Linked DNA regions of Homo sapiens: regions 1 and 2 are each linked to region 3. A link is a contact called in ENCODE Hi-C or POLR2A ChIA-PET data. All regions are on one chromosome and are shown on one strand. The core of a region is the stretch at or near the end of the contact, and the rest is flanking DNA. Distances in the headings are between cores, read along the strand shown. Region 1 holds the start of POLR3B (RNA polymerase III subunit B). Region 2 holds the start of SLC8B1 (solute carrier family 8 member B1). Region 3 holds the start of MMAB (metabolism of cobalamin associated B).

The links. Hi-C counts contacts between places; a loop is a spot of excess contacts on that map. ChIA-PET counts read pairs that join two places held with the same protein, here RNA polymerase II (POLR2A). Pooled maps may share reads with other maps.
Region 1: a loop to region 3 is called in a map of naive thymus-derived CD4-positive, alpha-beta T cell, with 18 times the contacts of the local background. The contact joins the promoter of POLR3B here to the promoter of MMAB in region 3. A Hi-C loop is called at or near these places in 1 of 168 maps with a recorded cell type or tissue (naive thymus-derived CD4-positive, alpha-beta T cell) and 6 of 50 pooled maps. POLR2A ChIA-PET finds 5 or more read pairs at or near these places in 1 of 52 experiments (Panc1).
Region 2: a map of naive thymus-derived CD4-positive, alpha-beta T cell shows a loop between it and region 3 (10-fold over the local background). The contact joins the promoter of SLC8B1 here to the promoter of MMAB in region 3. A Hi-C loop is called at or near these places in 1 of 168 maps with a recorded cell type or tissue (naive thymus-derived CD4-positive, alpha-beta T cell) and 5 of 50 pooled maps. POLR2A ChIA-PET finds 5 or more read pairs at or near these places in 1 of 52 experiments (activated CD4-positive, alpha-beta T cell).

The regions. Positions count from the first base shown.
Region 1 is chr12:106,355,222-106,359,163 of GRCh38, reverse strand. It overlaps POLR3B (RNA polymerase III subunit B), which reads right to left and starts at 1,416. Exons shown (of 28, transcript NM_018082.6): 1 at 1,213-1,416. The coding sequence starts at 1,284.
Region 2 is chr12:113,333,859-113,337,701 of GRCh38, reverse strand. SLC8B1 (solute carrier family 8 member B1) reads left to right here and starts at 2,593. Exons shown (of 16, transcript NM_001358345.2): 1 at 2,593-3,259. RefSeq lists a silencer at 2,383-2,672.
Region 3 is chr12:109,572,254-109,574,753 of GRCh38, reverse strand. MMAB (metabolism of cobalamin associated B) reads left to right here and starts at 1,250. Exons shown (of 9, transcript NM_052845.4): 1 at 1,250-1,407. The coding sequence starts at 1,274. MVK (mevalonate kinase) reads right to left here and starts at 960. Exons shown (of 11, transcript NM_000431.4): 1 at 881-960. RefSeq lists silencers at 720-949, 970-1,099 and enhancers at 859-1,358, 1,359-1,860.

The DNA of each region.
Region 1 (3,942 bases), core at 167-2,666, 3.2 Mb after region 3:
GGCTCACTGCAGCCTCGACCTTCCAGGCTCAAGTGATCCTTCCACCTCAGCCTCCTGAGTTGCTGGGACAAGTGCACGCCACCACACCCAGCTAATTTTTGTATTATTTGTAGAAACAGGGTTTTGCCATGTCGCCCAAGCTGTTCTCAAACTCTTGAGCCCAAGTGATCCGCCCGCCTTGGCCTCCCAAACTACTGGTATTACAGGCCACCACGCCTAGCCAAGGAGGTTCTTATAATCCGATAGACTTACTGATCATGTCACTTTCCTGCTTAAACCCTTCAAAAGCTCTGCTCCAAGACAAAGTCCAAGCTCTGTCAGATGTTTATTGAAACTTTTCATAATCAAGACCCTTACTTAACCCTGTCTTTTATCTCTTCTCCTCTATTTTTCTTCACTCTAATACTACTGGATTTACTTTCCTTCCTCAAAAACATCCAATGGTCTTGCCGAGGAGGTTTCAAGTATCCTGTTCTCTTTCCCTGAAATCTCTCCTTTGCTATCTTCTCCGGCCACGTCTCCACTTCCCTATTCCACGTCAGTGTAGATTTTGAGGCTCAGAGAGATTACAAAATGTGCCTTATCAGATAACAAAATATGTCGACAGCCGCACTTCACTGGGCAGCTCGCTGTGGGGCAGCTGTCCTTAACTTCCGAGAAGCTGATGAAAGCTGTGGAGTCTCTCCCCCAGAAAACACACAGGCAAATTCTTTAGTAAATATTGAGGGCGTTTAAAATTCCCCTGCAACCCAAACTGGAACTTCAAGTTAAAAGGAAAGATGACTAGCTTGGAATTCAGACGATCTGGTTTTACCCCCACAGCCGGCTGTGGTGCCTCATGCAAATGGCCTGAGCTCCCTGGCCCCGTGTCCTCTGTAAGACTGCAAACATGCAATACGTCCCCCACAGTAAGTGCGAGGGTCAGTCCTCCCCACGCACACCTATGCTGGAAGAGCTCCAACCCTAGAGCCAGCAGCGGGGCTTCTCGGCCCCCGCAGCGGCTGACAGCTCCTCTGGGATCAGCCTTCACTCGCGCACGCGGAGGCCGGCTCTGGAAAAAAGACTCGCAAGCGCGACGCTCTGGGCATGCGCAGAAGCCCGGCGCATGCGCACAAACCGCCAGCCCGCCCCCTTGGCGGCCCGAGCACTCCGGGCAACGCCCCCTCAGGGCGCATCCTTGTCCCTGACGCTCCCTGCGTGCCTGGCACTGACCTCTACAGTCGGGATCGGCGCCGCCAGCTGCTCCGGAGTCAGGTTCCCAAACTCCTCCGCTAGCACGTCCATGCTGCTCACGAAGGAGGAAGAAACAGATAGAACCTCCGCGCCCGCCTTCCCTGCACCAAGCAAACTGCAAGACTCCCGGCGAACGGTGCGCGGAGGCCTAAACTGTCCCCGCCGTGCGTGTTAGCTAGAGACGCGGTAGAAAGGTTCCGCCCGCTCCCTGCCCGAATCTGCGGTGGAACCCGGATGTGGCCGAGGCCGAGTAAGGAAAGTACGCCCTCTGGTGTAGCTCGGAGGTCTGGCGCAGGGAATCCTAAGCCCCAGCTGTCAGGTTTCTTGCCAATTCTCTGGTAATTGAGACCAGCAAAACATAGTGGTTGTCATTTTAAAAGTAATCCGAAGAAAAGTGTAAACGCATAATTTACGCAACTTGAACCACTGAGGCAGAGAATTATTTAATGTAGTCCAAAATTCTATGCATTGTTTAGTATGGAAGAGCAGGAAACGTCCCAAATGCCTACCAATAGAAGATTGATTAAATAAATGATGGTACATGCGTGTAATGGAAGAGTGTTGAAAATTCTCAAAAGCACTAGATGGAAGATGTAGGAGTAAATACCCAGCGCATGGAGAAATTTAATATGAAAAGATGACATTTACGTTAGTAGGGGAAGGATGGCCTGTCCAGTAAATAATGTTTGAAGAGCTGATTACCCATTTGGGGAAAAAATACATGTAAGTGAATCTTTTGTGGATTAAATATTGAAATGTTAACAAAAACTTAGAAGAAAATGTAAGTGCAGATATTCATAACATTGAGATGTTGAAGACTTTCAAGACGGCAACAGTCAAATCATAAAGGATTTTATAATCTAAACACGATTTTATGATTCCACGGAAAATTTTTAATTTTCTGAACAGATTTTAAAAAATCACCAACAAATAGAATTAATAAAAAATAAATTGGCAGAAGACAAAGGGCTGGTCTCTCTAATTTAAAATGAGCTCATACAAATCAACAGAAAGAAAAATCCTATTAGAAAAAACAAGGCAAAATGCACCAATTAATTAATGGGTACGGAGTTTCGGTTTGGGAAGATGCAAAAGTTCTGTAAATGGAGAATGGTGATGGTTGCACAACAGTGTGAATGTATTTAATGCTGCTGACCTGTACATCATTTTAAAGGGTTAAAATGCTAAGTTTTATGTATATTTTACAACGATAAGAAAAGTTATGAAAATTTGTAAGTACATATATGCTTTCCAATTTCTCCCTCATAAAGGTAGAACCCTTGCACCAGGTTAATTATTCTTATTTACTAAAGAGCTACTTAAATTTCAGTACTTGTATTTTCTTTTTTTTTTTTTTTTTTTTTTTTTTTGAGACGGAGTCTCGCTCTGTCGCCCAGGTGGGACTGCGGACTGCAGTGGCGCAATCTCGGCTCACTGCAAGCTCCGCTTCCCGGGTTCACGCCATTCTCCTGCCTCAGCCTCCCGAGTAGCTGGGATTACAGGCGTGAGCCACCGCGCCCGGCCGTATTTTCTAAGTATTGCACTGATATCTGAAATACGAGAAGAATGGAAAAAACACCAAAAGTAGAATCAACCCTGCCTTTGAAGTTCTTACAATTTACTTATTACAGAGACAAGATACAACTTGTGTCTCATCATTGTGCATTACCAGATTGCAACCAATTTAGCATCTAGCCTAGAAGGGACTGTGAAAGTGATTTATAGATGGCAGAGGATCTCAAGGTTGGCTCAAGTGTGTTGGTTGTCTGTGCCAAAGTCTTCTTTGCTTTCCATTATCAAGGTGATTCTCCGACTTTAGGGTGTATCAGAATCACCTGGAGAGCTTGTTAAACTAATCTCAGCTTTCTGATTGGTAAATTGGGGCTGAAATTTTGCTTTTTTGGTGGGGGGCGGGGATGGAGTCTTACTCTGTCGTCCAGGCTGGAGTGCAGTAGTGCAATCTTAGCTCACTGTACCCTCCCAGGTTCAAGCGATTCTCCTGCCTCAGCCTCCCGAGTAGCTGGGATTACAGGCGCGTGCCACCATACTCAGGTAATTTTTGTATTTTTAGTAGAGACGGGGTTTCGCCATATTGGCCAGTTTGGGCTCAAACTCCTGACCTCAGGTGATCCGCCTGCCTCGGCTTCCCAAAGTGCTGGGATTTCAGGCGTGAGCCACCGCGCTGGCTGCAAATTTGCATTTTTTTTTTTTTTTTGAGACAGAGTCTCACTCTGTCACCCAGGCTGGAGTGCAGTGGCTCGGTCTTGGCTCACTGCAACCTCAGCCTCCTGGGTTCAAGTGATTCTCCTGCCTCAGCCGCCTTAGTAGCTGGGACTACAGGCATGCGCCACCACACCCGTCTAAATTTTTATTTTTAGTAGAGACGGGGTTTCACCATGTTGGCCAGGCTGGTCGCGAACTCCATACCTCAGGTGATCCGCCTGCCTCGGCCTTCCAAAGTGCTGGGATTACAGGCGTGAGCCACCACTCCCGGCCTGCAAATTTGCGTTTCTAGTAAGTTCCCTGCTGTTGCTTTCCAGTGATTATGCTTTGGAAATCACTAACCTAAGACTTATCACTCAATGCCATATCCTCTTTTTATGTGTCTCATTATCCAGACTGAGCTCTTGGTACGGGAACTATCTTGTTTGTCTTTGTGTTTCCAACTTCTAACCCATCAGTTGTTCCTGAATATATTTGTGTTGAATG
Region 2 (3,843 bases), core at 1,344-3,843, 3.8 Mb before region 3:
TGGGCAACATAGTGACACCCTGTCTCTACAAAAAATGAACAAAACGAGCCAGGCATGGTGGCACACGACTGTAGTCACAGCTACTTGGGAAGCTGAGGCGGGAGGATCGCTTGAGCCCAGGAGGTCAAGGATGCAGTGAGCCAAGATCACACCACTGCATTCTAGCCTGGGTGACAGAAGGAGACCCTGTCTCAAAAAAGATAAGGAAAAACATCTGGAAGGACCTCAGGAGGTTGGTACTAGTATCACTCCCATTTCACCAAGGGGGAAACTGAGGCTCAAAGAGAGGCTCTAAGTGTTTATAGAAGGTCCTACAGAAACCTGATGTTCTGCGATTCCAAACACATCATGCTCCAGATCACAATGTCACCTGCCCAGAGGTGGGAATTAGAGGTGTGCTCTGAAGGTGGGGAGCCCTGTGGCCATGTGGAGGGGTTGGGGGGAGGGTGGAAGACCCCCTAGTGGCGGTGACCTCTGAGCTGAGCCTGACAACATGAGTAAGAGTTTGTCAGGTGGAAAAGAGATAGGGTGTCATCAGGGCAGGGGGCTCGGAAGGAGCAGAGGCAGGTGGCTGTGAGCAAGAGGCCGATACGTTCAGGGAACAGGGAGCACTACTGGGCAGGAGGTGGAGGTAGGGGTGAAAGACGATTTCAGAAAGGTGTGCTAGGGCTGGATGCTGAAGGGCCTTGAATGCCAGGCTTGGCGTTGGGCCTGGGTCCTGCCCATGACGAGGAAGCAGGTCCTACCGTAAGGATAAGAGATGGGGTGACTAGATGCATGCTAATGGCAGAAGTGGGGCTGCAGGCAGGAGTGGCCTGGGAGGACACACTCCAGCCTTAAGGACCCCAGGTCCAGGCCCCATGCCTGCCTCCTCCCATTCCCCCATCCCCCCAACAGAAGAAAAGGCAGGATGAACAGAGCTTCCCCAGGAGGCTGGGAAACTGGAAATAGGGGGAGATACTGGTACATCCATCAGCAGATCACTAACTCCTCGGTCTTGATTTGTTTGCCACCTTCTTTTAAAAACGATGCTATGTGCCCCCTTCGGCAGCACATATACTAAAATTGGAACAATACAGAGATTAGCAAAAAGAAAAGGGAAAAAATTAAATACAAATTTTAAATATTAGATAAAAAGGTGGGCATGGTGGCTCACACCTGTAATCCAAGCACTTTTGTTACAGGAAAGGGGTCCTGATCCAGACCCTAAGATAGGGTTCTTGGATCTCGCGCAAGAACGAATTCAGGGTGATTCCATAGAGTAAAGTGAAAGCAAGTTTATTGAGAAAGTAAAGGAATAAAAGAATGGCTACTCCATAGGCAGAACAGCCCTGAGGGCTGCTGGTTGCCCATTTTTATGGTTATTTCTTGATGATATGCTAAACAAGGGGTGGATTATCTATGTTTCCCCTTTTTAGACCATATAGGGTAACTTCCTGACGTTGCCATGGCATTTGTAAACTGCCATGGCGCTGATGGGAGTGCAGCAGTGAGGACAACCAGAGGTCATTCTTGTCACCATCTTGGTTTTGGTGGGTTTGGGCTGGCTCCTTTACTGCAACCTGTTTTATCAGCAAGGTCTTTATGATAACCTGTATCTTGTGCCCACCTTCTATCTCAACCTGTGACTTAGAATGCCTTAACCGTCTGGGAATGCAGCCCAGTAGGTCTCAGCCTCATTTTACCCAGCCCCACTCGAGATGGAGTTGCTCTGGTTTACACAGCTCTGACACTTTGGGAGGCAGAGGCAGAAGGATCGCTTGAGACCAGGAGTTTGAGACCAACTTGGGCAACATATAGAGACCTCGTCTCTATAAAAAATTTTAAAAACTAGCCTGGTTTGGTGGCACACACCTGTGGTCTCAGCTACGTGGGAGGCTGAGGCGGGAGGATTATATAAGCCCAGGAGTTCGTGACCAGTTTGACCAACATAGTAAGAACATTTTACAAAAAATGAACAAAATTAGCCGGGCATGATGGCACTTGCCTGCAGTCCCAGCTACTTGGGAGGCCGAGGTGGGAGGATTGCTTGAGCCTCGGAGGTCGAGGCTTTAGTGAGCCGTGACAGCTGCTACTGCATTCCAGCCTGGGCGATAGAGTGAGACCCTGGCTTAAAAAATTAAAATTTAAATTAAAAAAAAAAAGCTATGCTACTAGAGGGGAATGTTGAACCCAATTAGGATCTCAGAAGGATTTCAGTGAAACCGCGAGAACTTTCCTGGGCAGGGTGGGGCTTTCTCCACCTGGGATTTTCCCAAACCTCTTTGTCACCATTCATTACCAGGAGCAGCTTGACACCCTCTGGTTCCTCTACCCTCGGGAAATGAACCTCCTAGTTTCACCCTCTAAATGTCCCTCTCCGGCTTCCTGCAGTCCTTACCCATCGGCTTGTATCTCAGTTTCAAAGCGGAGGGAGAGGACGGTGGAGAGTGGGAAGACCCTACGAAGCTCCCCGGGAGCTGTACCTTTAAGGGCAGGGGCGGGGCGAGCCCCGAGGGGGCGTGTCCTGAGGGCGTGGCCGAGACCGGGGCGGGGCGAGCCGGGGCGGGCCCGGACGGGAAGAGTAGGGGCCCGGACGCTGCAGCAGGCGGGGCACCCGGACTGGCGGCTTCGCTGGCGCAAGGTCGGTCCGGCGGCCAGGGACCTGGAAGGCTGCGAGGCCCTGCGAGGTCGAGGTTCGGAGTTTGCTGGTCCCAGGCCCGGCCCGAGGTAAGAAAGAGCCGCCTCCCCGCACGGCCGGAGGACCCGGGCGCCCCGAGTTCGACTTCTCAGCCTCCGTCCGGACGGGAAACGGAGCACGGAGATGTTCCTGAGGTCTCTTTCCTGGGAAGCGCAGCCCCGATTTCCCGCCCCTGTCCCTTAGCAGGTCGGCGACCATCCGAGCGCTGGGCATCGGCCCACGCGTACAGAAGGCGCTCAATAAATGCTCACTAGTGAATCAGTAAAATAAATCGGCAGCAAAGAGAGACGAGACGCATGCTGATCTTCAGGTGTTGGGGACATCAGGGACGCGAACATTTATTGAGCTCTTATTGTATACCGCGTCGGCCAGCATTTGTGTCCATTTCACACATGAGGAATAAGAGGCCCAGAGAGGTGAAGTGACTTCCTTAAGGCCACACAGATAGTAAGTGGCCGAGACGAATTTGAAACCAGGGGTGTCCTGTTTGAACTTGGTGCCAAATAGAGTAACTCGGACTCCAGTTGGAGGGGTTCGGGAGAACCATAGAAGAGGAAGGGCCGTGTCTTCCGTGGACAGGTAAGGAACCTGGCTGGGACAGGCGCCTTTCTGACCTCTCTTCCCCTCCCTACCTCCTCTCCCTCCCCTCAGGCTGCCAGTACATTGAGAAACACCTGCGCAGACTTAAAGAAAAAAACGTTTTTATGGGGTTTGGTTTCCTGATTGCAAAAATAAGACATACTCATCGTAGAACACATGAAAAAGCCAAAACAGGAAATTTAGTTTGCTGAGGACTTTTGTTTTTCCAGTTTAATTCCTTTGAAATATATTGAAGCCATTTTGGCCCTGGTCTTGAGGGAAGAGGCACATGGTGGTGACCAGCCCGGCCCCACTGCTAACCCGCGGTCTTTGAGCAACTCAACTTCCTTCTTGCCCTTAAGTTCCCTGTCGGAGGGGCTGTGGGCTCTGTGACCCTCTTGCTGTGTGACCTTGGGCAGGTTCTGGAATTCCTCTGCTGGGTGTGGTGGCTCACGCCTGTAGTCCCAGCACTTTGAGAGGTCAAGGCCGGCAGATCACTTGAGGCTAGGAGTTCCAGACCAGCCTGGCCAACATGGCGAAACCCCGTCTCCGTTAAAAATACAAAAATTAGCTGGGCATGGTGG
Region 3 (2,500 bases), core at 1-2,500:
GAAGAGATCTTAGAACACCTAGTTCAAGCCCATCATAATAACAAAAAAGGTAGTTACCGTCCAGCACTTGCTACGTACCAGAAAGGCAATGCAGGAGTCAACTGGACACATCCAACAGATCTGGGTTCAAATGCCAGCTCTTCCACTCCCCAGTGATGTCATCTTAGTTAACTCACTTAAATGGCTAAGAACCTCGGTTTCCCCACACGTTATATGGAGAGAAAATAACCGTACCTACCTCGGTGGATGTTAGGAAGGTTAAATTAACGCAAGGGAAACACTTGGCGGTGTCTGGCACCTACTAATCATTCAATTACTGAGAGCTACTTATTACTGGCTCTGTTCTTCGTTTCAGCTTTTACAACTACTACTATTAAAGGTAGAAATTACATGAAATCATGGAGCAGAAAGAACTCTTTGCTGGACATTTAGGCTGTTTCCAATGTGTCACAATTATAAACAAGGCTGCAGAAAACACCCAGTACGCCTCGTTTTGCACACTTAAATGAGTATTTCTGCAGGACAGAGTCCTAGAAAGGAGCTTGCAGGGTCTATAGGTGTGTGCAATTTACACTTTTATACATAACGCAAAATTATCCTCCGCTTAAGGCTTTACGTAGATTACCTTACGCTAAGATTCAGGTGTACTATGAGCTAAGTACTATCGTGATCCCCATTTCTTAGAAAAACTGAGGCTCAGAGCGGGGAATCCCCTTGCTTGTCAAGCTCAAAATCACGACTGTCAGATTGAGGTCGCCGATCCCTCGGGGCAAGACTCTCAGAGCTGGGTAAACTGAGCCACAGAAGCTGGACGCCTGGCTCAGCGTCGTCCTGGGTCTAGGACCTCGCGCCGCCCGGCCGCCCGACCCCGGCCTCTCACCTGCCGCCGCCGCCGCCTCCCCGGCCGCCGCCCCTCCGCGCCGAAGCCGGAGCAGCTCCCCAACTCCCACAACCCAGAGCGCCCGTGCCTCAAGGGGAGGAGGCGTTGTACTTCAGGCCAGCCAATCAGAGCGCGCGAGCCCGGAGTACCTTTACCAATAGGCTTGAACATTGGTCAATAGGTGTTGCAGCCAAGCCGACACGGGTTTTCCCGCCCCGCTCCTTCCGTTAAACCAATGGGAAACAAGTCCCTGGGAGTGTCCCGCCCTGGGGTGAGAACTGCGAACCAATAAAAATTGAAACCTGAGCGGTGGCGCGGCCAGCTGTGGGTGGAGTCACCCCGCGGACTGGACGGGAACCTGGCGGGGTCAGGTCCCGTCAAGCAGCCTGGCTCATGGCTGTGTGCGGCCTGGGGAGCCGTCTTGGCCTGGGGAGCCGTCTTGGCCTGCGCGGGTGCTTCGGCGCCGCCAGGCTCCTGTATCCCCGTTTCCAGAGCCGCGGCCCTCAGGGCGTGGAAGACGGGGACAGGTGAGTGGCTGGCGGGAAGGGCAACTCGAACACCTGCCGTGAATCGTGGTGTCGTCGCCATGGGTACGTCACACCGCCGTGAGGTCACCGCGGCAACCGTCAGGTGACGTCTCCACGCTGTTCTGACGTCACCATGGCAACGTGGGCCACGTGGGCGCCAGAGACCAGGTAGTCTTTGCCTAAGTCCCAATGAAGTCCCGCTATCATCGGGCAGGGCAGGGCATATCCCATGTGGGCCAGGAGGGCTCTCGACTCAGATTGTGACCAATCTCCAAAGCAGTTTATTCCCCAGGTCCCAGATACACCAGCACCTTCTAAAGATGGCTTTCCTCATATTCCTTGAAACTTGCACCTCAACCCAGACCTCAGAACCTCTAGAGTACCGTGGATTAATAATGGATTAATTTAGTTCACAGATCCAGGAAATTAACCTTCGAATGGGCTTGTAATGTCACATTTTAATTTTGAGCTATGTCCTTGAGTTGTTTACATTGTTTTTTGAAAATGCCACTTTTTGAGCTGTATTTTGGCAATTCTTCATCTCTGAGTACACTCGAAGCCTCATACTATGGAAGTGGCTCAGGTTTCTTTTCCTGCAAGAGGCCCTGAGTTGGTGGAGTATAAGATAAAAATTTGGGTAGGATAGAGTTAAGAGTCCTAGCTACTTGGGAGGCTGAGGCAGAGGATCACTTGAGCTCAGGAGTTCAAGGCTGCAGTGAGCTATGATCATGCCACTGCACTGCATTCCAGCTTAGGCAACAGAGCAAGACCCTGTCTGTGAACAAAATAATCATAGGCCAGATACGGTGGCTCACGCCTGTAATCACAACACTTTGGGAGTTTGAGGCAGGAGTATTGCTTGAGCTCAGGAGTTCAAAACCAGCCTGAGCAACATGGTGAAACCCGTCTCTACCAAAAAAAAAAAAAAAAAAAAATTAGCTGGGTGTGGTGGTATACACCCGTGCTCCCAGCTGCTCGGGAGGCTGAGGTGGGAGGATTGTTTGAGCCTGGGAGGCAGAGGTTGCAGTGAGCCTAGATCGTGCAACTGCATTTCAGCCTGGGTGACAGAGTGAGACCCCATCTCAAAATAATA